Linked DNA regions of Mus musculus: region 2 is linked to region 1. A link is a loop called in an ENCODE intact Hi-C map of the cell type or tissue named here. Cell type or tissue: gastrocnemius. All regions are shown on one strand. Links, peaks and the distances in the headings refer to the core of each region. The heading gives the core; the rest is flanking DNA. Region 1 holds the start of Npepl1 (aminopeptidase-like 1). Region 2 has its middle 62 kb from the start of Gm30017.

Region 1 (5,372 bases), core at 186-5,185:
AAAAATCTATCTAACTAAACAAAGACGCCCTGCTGTCTCATTTATGTTGGTGTCCGTGAAGCTTGTCGTGAGAGGGAAAGTAGTTTCTTCAGACTTTCTCAGATCCATCACATGTTCTGTCTTGAGGAAATTGATAAGCATCCAAAGTGGAATGTCCTGAGTGGTTTCAATTTCTTCTGTCTGGGGGTGGCATGAAACCAGGGATCAGGAATATCTGCTCATTACAAAGCACCCAACAGTCCCTCTTGCTCTGTATGTAGTAAGTATTTAATAAATGGTTGCTGAGTTGGCTCAACTCAGCCATCTTTGTTTATGATTCACAAAAGTTACTTCCTAGGGGAATGCCAGGGCCAAAAAATGGGAATGGGTGGGTAGGGGAGTGGGGGGGGGGGACTTTTGGGATAGCATTGGAAATGTAATTGAAGAAAATACGTAATAAAAAAAAGTTACTTCCTTCATTAGAGGGGAGGATTTTGTTGAATAGGCAGGCCCTATTGTCTATGAATGTGTGTGTGTGTGTGTGTTCATATGTGTGTGGGCACACGCACATGTGAGTTTACATATATAAAGGCTGAAGGTTGGCCCTAGGGGTCTTCCTTTAGTGAATCTCCACCTTGTTTCTTTGCTAGACGGTTACAGTTACTTCTATATTCATTTTGTGTTCGCGTGTTTGCTTGAGCAGGACGCAGTACTCACCTGTAGGTTGATGACAACCTACCAGAGTTGGGCTGCTTCTTCCCATGCGGGAAGTGGGAGTTGAACTCAGATGACAAATGCCTTTATCCATAGAGACATCTGAAAGGCCCCGCCTCGTTTTTTGAGACAGCCTCTCTCGCCGAACCTGAAGCTAACCAACTGGGTAAGAATGGCTGATCATGGAGCTCCAGGGACGATTGTCCCCACCCCCCAGTGCTAGGATACAGCCCATCTTTTTATAGGTGCTGGGATCTTCAGGCCTGTACAGCAAATATTTTACCTCCCAAGTCATCTCCCCAAGCCCCCCAACATACTCTGTGGTCTGTAGCATACGCAGAGACCTGCGCACCTGCAGCTCCAGCTCCTGCTCTCATAGGCTGCAGGCTATGTCATGCTCACTCCTGCCCCACCTCCCAGCGTCATTCCTTCAGATGACATCTTGCTGTGGACTGGCCTGGGGACTGGGGACATAGTACTTCTCCCACAGGGATCAGCTTAAGCCTGCCACCCTCTAGGAAAATTGCAAGTTGTCTCGGCCCCTCCTGAGTGCCTTGTGCCTCACACTGTATTTGCAAACACCAGAGAATCGGGATAGAACACTTAGTACCCTTTACAAAATGTGTGAAAACATGCAGTTGCTGTAAAAACTCTTTTTCGAGAAAATAAGATCCAATTAGTGTTGACTTCTGCGTCAGGAAAGCCAGAGTTTCAAAGGAATCCCCTCTGCTCATTCAGCTACTGCCGTCTTCAGGGCTGGCCTGCTCTGGGCTGTTTGATGGAACCTCCAAAGCTGAAGAAATCCATACCATAGATGGCTTGTAGGTGGGGACATAAGGTGGGTGGTGCCTGCAGGGTCAGTGGAATGGAGAGCTATGTGATGAAACTGGCTTTGGTAGGGTTTTTTTTTTTTTTTTAATGTTTTATTTAATTCATTCTCTCTCTCTCTCTCTCTCTCTCTCTCTCTCTCTCTCTCTCTCTCTCTCTCTGTGTGTGTGTGTGTGTGTGTGTGTTTAAGTCGGTGTGAGTGGGTACCTCTTAGTCAACCTCTTAGTCAATGGACACATTTTGGATACTGGTTTGCACCTTCCAGATACGGGACTAGAACTCTGGTCCTCAGGCGCTGCAATAAGTGTCTTTTCTCGCTCAGCCATCTTGTTTTGCTAGTTTTAAAGGCTGATAACAGAGAAGAAATGTAGATTAAAAGTGACATATAAGACTGGAGGTCACAGCCGGGCGTGGTGGCGCACCCCTTTAATCCCACTTGGGAGGCAGAGGCAGGAGAATTTCTAAGTTTGAGGCCAGCCTGGTCTACAGAGTGAGTTCCAGGACAGCCAGGGCTACACAGAGAAACCCTGTCTTGAAAAAAAAAAAAGGAAGAAGACTGGAGGTCACTGAGCTCTAGCCCCAGGCCTGGAGTTGTCAAAACCTGGGCAGTGTAGGGTAGCAGCTGACTCCTTTCAAATGACTTCCTATAAGCTCCCAACACTGCTGTCTTTTCCTCTCCAACACAGGTGACAAAGTGCAGAGGCAGCTTGCGCCCACTGCTGAATGGTGACCTTTCTGGCGAGCGTTAGGCCGAGGAGGCGGCCTACGCGGAATAAAGGGGGGATCCGAGTGCCTAATTGTCAGGCCACTGCAGTAGCCACGGCTGTCCCTGGCAAGTGAGGCTTCCTCGAGTCCAGGAACCTACTGCCAGCCGGGCCAGGGCAGTAGCCAGAGCTGGAGCGCTTCCAGGGGCTCGCGCGCCACTTGCCCCCCAACGGAGGCCCGGAAGGCGCAGTACGGCCCGCGCCCCGCCTCCGCCGGCGCCCCCTCGCGCCCCGGGTGGGCCCTGCAGGGCGGCGCGGCCCGGAGGCGGCGGGGAAGGCGGGGCGCCGAGGCCGGGCGGGCCGGGGCGGCGCCGAGCCGGGCCGGAGCAGGGCGCAGGGTGCTGGGCGGCCCGGCCGGGGTCGTGGGGGGGAAGATGGCGAGCGTGGGGCTGCAGTTCCAGGCCAGCGCCGGGGACGCGGACCCCCAGAGCCGGCCCCTGCTGCTGTTGGGCCAGCTGCAACACCTGCACCGCGTGCCCTGGAGCCACGTCCGCGGGAAGCTGCAGCCCCGGGTCACCGAGGAGGTGAGCGGGCCGCGGCCGCCATGCGCCTGCCAAGCCCAGGCCCTGGGCCACGGGCCCCGCCTCGCCCGCGCGCCCCGCCGGGCCCAGGGCGCAGGCCCGCGACAGGCCTAGCCGTCTGTCCCCAAGGCCCTGGCTGCAGCGAGGCCCGGCCTGTGTCGCCGGCCTGCCCGGGCCGAGCCACCTGCTTCCGCGCCTCTGGGCCGGGCCCTGCAGAAGGCCCAGTGGCGGCTTTCCGCGTGGCCTCTGGCCTCGAGACCCGCTTCCATGGCCACTAGCCAGGGCCCAGGAGCCGGGCCTCCAAGTGTTTGAAGCAGAGGGTCCCCAGACAGGCCTTGCCAGCGCGAGGCGCAGTCCCACGAGGGTGGTAGGGTACCAGAGAGCCACACATGCCTGGTGGCAGCGGCTAGGGTGCCTTAGACAAGCAGGCGTGGCCCGCAGGGCGCATCTAGCCACACAGCACACGTGTTGAAGCCCGGTCCGTCTCATATCTCCTTTCTAATCCAGCTCTGGCAGGCAGCTCTGGCCACGCTCAACCCCAACCCCACAGACAGCTGTCCTCTCTACCTGAACTGCGCCACAGTGGCAGCTCTGCCTTCTAGGGTGAGCCGGCATAACAGCCCGTCCGCAGCCCACTTCATCACCAGGCTCGTGAGAACCTGCCTGCCTCCTGGAACCCACCGGTGTATCCTGGTGAGTGCTGGGCCGGTGAGTGTACCCCAGCCCGTGGCCCACCTCAAGCACAGCAGGCTGGCCCGTGTGATCTCCCATTCTAACCCTTCAACCACCGAGTGATTTACACCGGATCGGTTTGCGTGACAAATCAGAGATGCCAGCCTAGATTTATTGAGGCCTGGGCTTATGTCTGTGCCCTGCTCATCTGTCTGGGAAAGAGTGGACAACATCTGGTGGCAGACATTTTTCTCACGCAGCCTCAGGTTACTGGGGGGGCACAGCCGTCTGGGTTTGTAGAGCTGCTATTGGGAGAGTCCTGGTGGTGTCCCTTTGTGGCTTCAGCCCCACCTTGCTTCTCTCTCACTACAGATGGTCTGCGAACAGACTGAGGTTTTTGCCTCTGCCTGTGCCTTGGCACGGGCCTTCCCACTCTTCACACACCGCTCAGGGGCATCCCGGCGCGCAGAGAAGAGGACAGTCATGGTGGAGTTCTTCCTGGTGGGACAAGACAATGGCCCAGTGGAAGTGTCCACCTTGCAAGTGGGTATCTAGAGGCAACATGCCTTCTGGGAGCACAGGTGGAGAGCTCTTCTCTTCTCTCCCCCTGGGAAGAGCTACAGTGCTTTTCGGGAATCCCAAAAAAGGGTCTTGGGTTGTATTTTCAGGTCTCCGTTTGGTGCAGCTGTGATTTGATTATGCATAGTTGTCCCCTTAAGTGGGGAGCACTTTTGTGTGTGACAGTGGGAGCACCTTTACGTGTTAGGTGGGGAGCACCTTTATGTGTTTCGTCTCACTGGAGCCTCAGAGGAAACTCAGGCAGGCTGAAAACCACTGCCAGCCTGTCAGGCAAGGGAGGTGCCTGACCTAGGTTGCCTTCCGTTGCCTTGACCCGGCTTCCACCCAGCAGCCAGAGGCCAACTTGTCCCTCCACTTTGGCTTCAGGAAGGCTGTTGCTTGAGCCTCAAGCAAGCACCCTACTTGAGGGCTTTGCCCTCTGTCTCCCTGATACAGTTAAAAGGGGGCGGTCCTCCATGTCTGCCATCTCGTGTCAGCTCTCTGTTTTTGAAAACAGTCTAGTTGCTTTGCTGGTTTTAACCCCCTTTCTCTTCCAACCCACCCAGGTCTAGTTTGGGCCCCTTCTCTTTTTCTGAGGGCCACGATGTGTCCGTCTCTCCTTGAAGCATACCCCCCAATTCTCAAGCCTCTTGTCCCAACTGCCCTCCACCCTCTTACTTTCTCTTTCCAAACTCTCTGGCCTTGGTGTCTCAACTCTGCAAAGTTTCCACTACTTGTGGCCTTCATCTGGCAGTGGGCACTGAAGACCATGTCTGCCTGCTAATTCTCGGGGGTCCCTTCTGGGCTTCCGCCTCACCTCCTGCCAGCCGCTCACGTCTGGGCACTCTGTGGTGATAAGTGCCTCCTCTTTTTCCTCACCAGGGTATCCCCCACGATGCCCACCCCTAGAGCTCTGTCTGGGTCCTGTAGACTTTTAATCAGTTGCTTTGTCCTTGTCTCTACTGACATCTCTCCCAGTTATCGGAGAGTCCATCACATTGCCTGCTGTGTAGCAAGCCTCACATAAACCCACGAGAAAGAAGTGAGTGGATATTTCTTCTCTTGTCAGTGAGACCGAGGTTGAAATGCTCTTCACTCTCATCCTTTGCTTAGTGAGAACTCGGTGGAGGGTCTGCGGGGTTAGACTGCCTCCCTTGAGGCCAGTCCTCGGCCCAACACACATCCCACGCAGGCCACCGGCTGCTGACAGGTGGCAGGGGCTCACAAGCACAGCTCATATCTGAGCTGTCAGCTCCCTGGTCTCTACGCAGAGCCTTCGAGGTTTAATTACCTGGGACAGGCAGCGGCTCTTGTGATGGTCAGACAGCGGGGGCGG
Region 2 (5,372 bases), core at 159-5,158, 300 kb before region 1:
TGATGGAGACATTGGATATTCAGACCTTGCATAGACTTCACAGCATGGCATCAAAGTTGGGTGCTGTGTGGTTTACAACCACAGATCCATTTAGGTTAGGTCGGTCACCTCCTAGCAATGGGTGGGTCACTGTATGGAACAGAACCCCAGCTAAGGAATGGAGTGTGGGTCTTCTTTAGACAATAGGGTGGGGTTGGGGGTCCAGTAGGTTTAGTTTTCTACTCAGACTCTGGTCCTGCAGCCCTACTCTGTGCTCTGTGTATAAATCAAATTTCCCCTCCCTTCTTTTCTTCCCTTCTTTTAGTTCTGCAAAGCGAATCCAGAAGATCTTTTGCTACCTGGGAAAGGTTAAACAAACAAACAAAACCTGACCAGGTCATTTGGAGAAAACACTGGAGATGAACTACAGGCACACCCAGTGTCCAGGTTAGTGGGGCTTTGGGGAACAAGGCACTGGTAATAATGGTCTACACTTTGCAAACTAAAATCTGCACCCAGGAGCAGTAATGAGTGGACATAAGAGCTGCACTGACCCTCGGAAGAGATGGGCAGCTCTCTTCCTTACAGCACAAGCCAGCTATAAACTCAGGACAAGGTTGTCTTGGACCTTAAACACACTTTGTAGCCAAGTTTGCCCTTGCTCTGTTAATCCTCCTGCCTTCACCTCCGGAGTGCTGATTTGCTTTAAAAAAAAAAAAAAAAAAAAAAGTACTTGATTTACAAGGAAACAAACAAAAAAGTCAGAACATCTCTGGTTTCTTTCAAACCCTCAGCCGGAAGTGATTCACCTGGAGTGCTTGGGCTTGGAGTAAGTGTCAACAACAGGTCCCACCCAAACAATAAGCTCTTGATTAGCAGAGGCCTCCTTATGCACACTGGGACTCGCTGGCTGATGAGGCTCAGAAAGCCCCAGAAACTGGCTGTCAGAGGAGCGGCCCTCGCCCAAGAACACGTGCTTTGGGATGAGATCGCCATCCACAAGGCATGAGGTCATCCAGTTGATCTCCCCAGAGAAGTGCTCAGATTGGCACGTCATGAAAACACCAACAAATCACAGAAGAATGAAGACAAAATTGGACGCCCCAGAGCCTGTGGGCCCCTCTGCGGTGTTTGGCTCAGCTTCAGCCCCCTTCACGTGTCTTGCATTTGGCCATAATCTTAAAGCCTTGTAATCCATTGAATTCAAGGCCTCTGTGCTTAGGGAGTGTGTGTGTGTACATTTCAACCCTGGGAAACTCAGAAATAGCAAGTTCTAGAATGAGCACGTCCCAGTTTCCACTCCTGGCAGTTTCTCAGGCCTTTTGGAATGTGTTCTCTGCTGGGTGACCTCAGTGTATGACTGCCCCGAGGACCCCGGGAAGCATGGGACACCTGCAACAGTCGATTCCCAGATGGAAGATGCATAGGGGTCTTGAAGGCCCACATGAGAAGGCTAGCAAGGAACAGCAGGACTCCCCAGTGTCCTCCCAGCTTTCCATACACCCCCAGAATCCAGGCATCAGTGATGTAGTTTGGCTTTGCCATTGGTGTGGCTCTGCAGTCATGAGCTCCTGTGCGTGGGAAGCCTTTTGTCAAGGGGAGAGGTTTGCCGCTGGGACATCTTTCCCGAGGTCGGAGTTTAGCATTTCCTGCTAAGGGAAGAGGAAGCCCACTACTTCTGGGATGGGAAAGGAATGAGGGGGCTTGGGGAGACAAGATTTGGCCCACTCCGCTGGCCCATCCACCAGGTTTTTCTGTTTGTTTGTTTAAGAATGTTCCAGCATTAAAAATTCCCATCAAAATTCTCTCTGGGCCTCATGGTAATGTTAATTACTCTGCACTGAGCTGGGGCTCCCCCAACACCCCTGCCCGCCCCAGACGAAAACTGGAAACTTCTAGCCAGAGCCCAGCTGTTTCAAAATAGCTCAGGCATCTTGGTGATTAATAGGAGCTCTTCCCTCTTTACCCAGATGTGGAGTCTAACAGACAAGGTTTCCTCTGCTTTGACAGCACCACGTTCCCAGCTCTGTCTCTCTTTAGCTATCCACAGTCTGTGCTGCTCCAATCCATCCTCCATCGTGGACATAGAGTGGTTGGGCGGAGACGGTTGAATGCTTGCTGGTTCTGGATGGCCGTATTGGTGGACACTGTGTCTGTCCTAAGGGGTGTAGCTCTGAAACACTGCATGCTGAACAGATCTATGTCTGGAAGTCCCCATCACACCAACAAATCCTTGTGGATTTCTTGGCAGAAGAGCCAAGTTGCGTTGTTCGGTAGAAAAGGAATTTGGCATGAGTGTCCCAAGGTTGTGGTGTGTTCTGTAGGCAACAGGACATCGATCTGAGTAAATGGTAGTGAAGGCCTCCCGATGAACCATGAAATGGGTGCTTGAGAAGAAACCTAGAGCAAGCACCTCTAAGAACTGGAATCCATTGAGACTTGAGAACTTGGTGGCCATCAGGTCTTCTCCTAAAGGACCAACAACCTTCTCATCTATCAGAAATAGTTAGAAGGTTGACGGTCTTCATGAGAACATGGGGACTGGAGATCTTCATGAGGTGTCTTGTGTCCCTAGACTTCTCAAAGATCTAGGGGGCGACTGGAAACCACCCCAGCATTGGGGTAGGCTGGGCTGTTCTTGGGAGTCCCCACAAGGGGGACCTCTTGAGCTTCAGTTGGGGTGGTTGGGAGTCCGGGTGGAAACCCTGCACAGGCCTCTTCCAGAGTTGGCCGCCAGCCGAGGGCCAAAGGACTCCCTTTCTTCCTCCTTCCAGGTCTTTGGGCAAGCAAAGTCCACCGAAGGCCAACTTTGGGGGTCTATGCTTTTTCCCATGCTAAGGGTCATCATGTTGGGTCATACCGAGGACATAGTTTGAGATTGACGTGGAAGGGTAATGAGAGTATCGTCCTTGTCTCTTTTTAGACACATGGGCAACTTAGAACAAGAGCCACAAAAGGAACAAGAAAGGTGTAGGACAGAGAAACAAACCGCCTCTTCCCTGGGTCTCTCCCCAAAGACGTGTAGCGAGGGAGAGCTTTGGGTGAGAAAGCACAGAGATTTTAAATGCAAGAAAATTATGGTGATTCTAACAAATCAATTTTTCTTGCATTGTGTTGAGATTAAGTTCATGGTCTCTTTCATGTATTCAAAATAAAGAATATCCCCAGAGTCTGAACTTGTAGGAAAGCCTACGTCATGCTCAAAACCCCATTTTGCTAGGAGCCACCAGATATTTAAGAGAAATAGTAATATTTAATTATGGTATTATTTTACCATCTAGAAAATTAATATAGTTTTCAATTTCAGGAGAGTGTCTGAATCTTGTTTTTGAAATTACCATACAAATAGAATCCTAGAGACACAAATATTGGTTTAAGTGTTGCAGACAAGGAACTGGGAAATATGTTGGTTTCCTAATCAATAAGTGGCCTTTCACTCTGCCTTCCCTTGTGACCTCCCGATGTTTGTCATCCCGGAGAATAGAACTCACGGTTGCTCAGGGGACATCATGCAATGATTAGTTGACCCTGGCCGATTAGTCATCAGGGATAGAATGGCTGCCATCCTAGGAAAATGGTGTATGTTTCTAGAAAGCTCTGTTCTTCATGGTTCCGGTTGCCTTGTCCACTCTGCCTGCTACTGTTTTACAGATCGGGGATATAGAGCCTGAAGAGGTCTGACTTTTCTTATGTAAATGTCAACAGAAAGATCCTAACTCAAATCCAGGTGCCTGGGAACCACAACCTCCTACTTGGGCCGGCTGCCCCTGACTTCTCTTGGCATTTATTTAGTTCCTATTATGTGTGTGTTTATGACGTCGTGGACATATTTCTGCCAGGGTTTGGAGTTCCTGGTCCGTTGGTGGACTGTTGCTTGGCACATTCTGTCCAGTACAGGTCCAGTTCACCACAGGGAGGCAGAGAAGGGGCGGGGGGAGTGTTCTGTGGGTCTGGATTCAGTGACTGCATGTTCCTTCAGGGTCTTACATAAACAGAAACAGCTTGACAGATAGAAGATCAGGTAATGGGCTCTTTGGGCAGAGCTGTGAAGGTGGCAGAAAGGTGTGAAGCACACAGGAATGGAGGGCAATGTAATTAGTTCTGAGCTTGGCACAGCTCTGGACGTTGTCATGGGGAGGGTGCAGAGATGAAGAGATGCAGAGGCCCAGGCTCTGGAGTTACTGAGCAGAGGATCTATGGTACAGAGGGATCAGTGTGCTTTGAAAGACATGGTGCCTATGGTGTGCGTGCATGCGGTGTGTGCGTGCGCGCACGCTCGTGCACACACACACACACAAACACACACGTGCGCGCAAGCATACACAAGCATGCACGCGCACACACCTGTGACTCCAGGGGGCCAGGATGGACATTGTACATTTGATTACTTTCATGTCTATTTTGACTCAATTCAATAACTGCCATACCCAGCCTGGGGTGGTGTTAAGACGAAGTGAAGGCAGAGACTGATAGATTATTTTTAAAAATAAGTTAAGTGAAAATGAGTTCTTTGATTGGAAGAGAAATGTTGATTCAATTTTAGGACAGCAGTGATCATCAGAAAGGATCAAATTGGCTTGATGGTCTACAGTCACAAGTGTCTGGAGGCCAAGGCTCTGAGCCCTCCCCCCCCTCTCGTTGCTTTTGTTAATGATGATGTGGTTACCTGTCGGGGTCCAGGCTGTCACAGGATGGAGAGGCAGAGGCTACAGATAAGAAAACAACCTGAGGAATGGTATGGGTGCACATGGGTCCTTAGGCAGGGAACATGGGGCTCCTGAGATGAACTGGGTATAAGTCCTGTTTTGGGGTATGGTATTTAAGAAGTCACAGGCTGAAACCAGACTTTATCCCAAGGCACACACGGTTGAGACTGAAATGTGGGGAGGTAGCTGAAGACTGCCCTAGGCCAAAACCTCTGAAGAGAGGTGAGATGATCAAGAAGGGGGGTGGAGTGGGGCCTGAGAGGCTTCGGTAGGTAGGACTGCAGATGGCACACAGGGTGACTACTTAAGCCTAATTGGGAAGTCTTCTTTGCCCCAAGTGCTACCTAGGTGATGGCTGCAGTATCCTGGGAGACAGAGAAGCCAGGCCAGAGCAGAGATACATGACAGACACATTGTGTCCTGTGGCTTGTTATTTTCATTGAAGCTATTTTACCTCCAAGGGCACTCTGAAAATATAGAAAAAAAATAGCAGTGGGGCTTGCTCCCCTAGAGCCTCTGGTGGGGCCATCTTGGAGTCGTGTTTCTGCAGTAATACTCTTGGAAAGAGTTGTTTGTTTTCGTGAATGAATAAATCTTTCTAGACTATATATATATATATATATATATATATATATATATATATAATACATTTACATTGTTTTTTACAAAATGGACCATTCTGAAATC

The links. Hi-C counts contacts between places; a loop is a spot of excess contacts. Peaks named below come from ENCODE experiments on the same cell type or tissue, not always from the same donor. Only the 100,000 strongest peaks of a DNase experiment are listed, where the experiment ranks them.
Region 2: it touches region 1 in a loop (3-fold over the local background); 2 of 42 quality-filtered maps call a loop at or near these places.

What each region holds. Positions count from the first base shown.
Region 1 is chr2:174,107,764-174,113,135 of GRCm38, forward strand. Npepl1 (aminopeptidase-like 1) reads left to right here and starts at 2,588. Exons shown (of 12, transcript NM_213733.2): 1 at 2,588-2,809; 2 at 3,314-3,499; 3 at 3,851-4,021. The coding sequence starts at 2,660. In gastrocnemius, for the core only: a CTCF peak has its summit at 2,486; DNase peaks (open chromatin) are centred at 2,420 and 2,941; H3K4me3 peaks cover 2,296 bases; H3K27ac peaks cover 2,249 bases.
Region 2 is chr2:173,809,385-173,814,756 of GRCm38, forward strand. It overlaps the pseudogene Gm14371. Among named protein-coding and RNA genes, the nearest start is that of Gm30017, 62 kb to the right of the region's middle. In gastrocnemius, for the core only: a CTCF peak has its summit at 2,630; DNase peaks (open chromatin) are centred at 2,700 and 3,894; H3K27ac peaks cover 1,132 bases.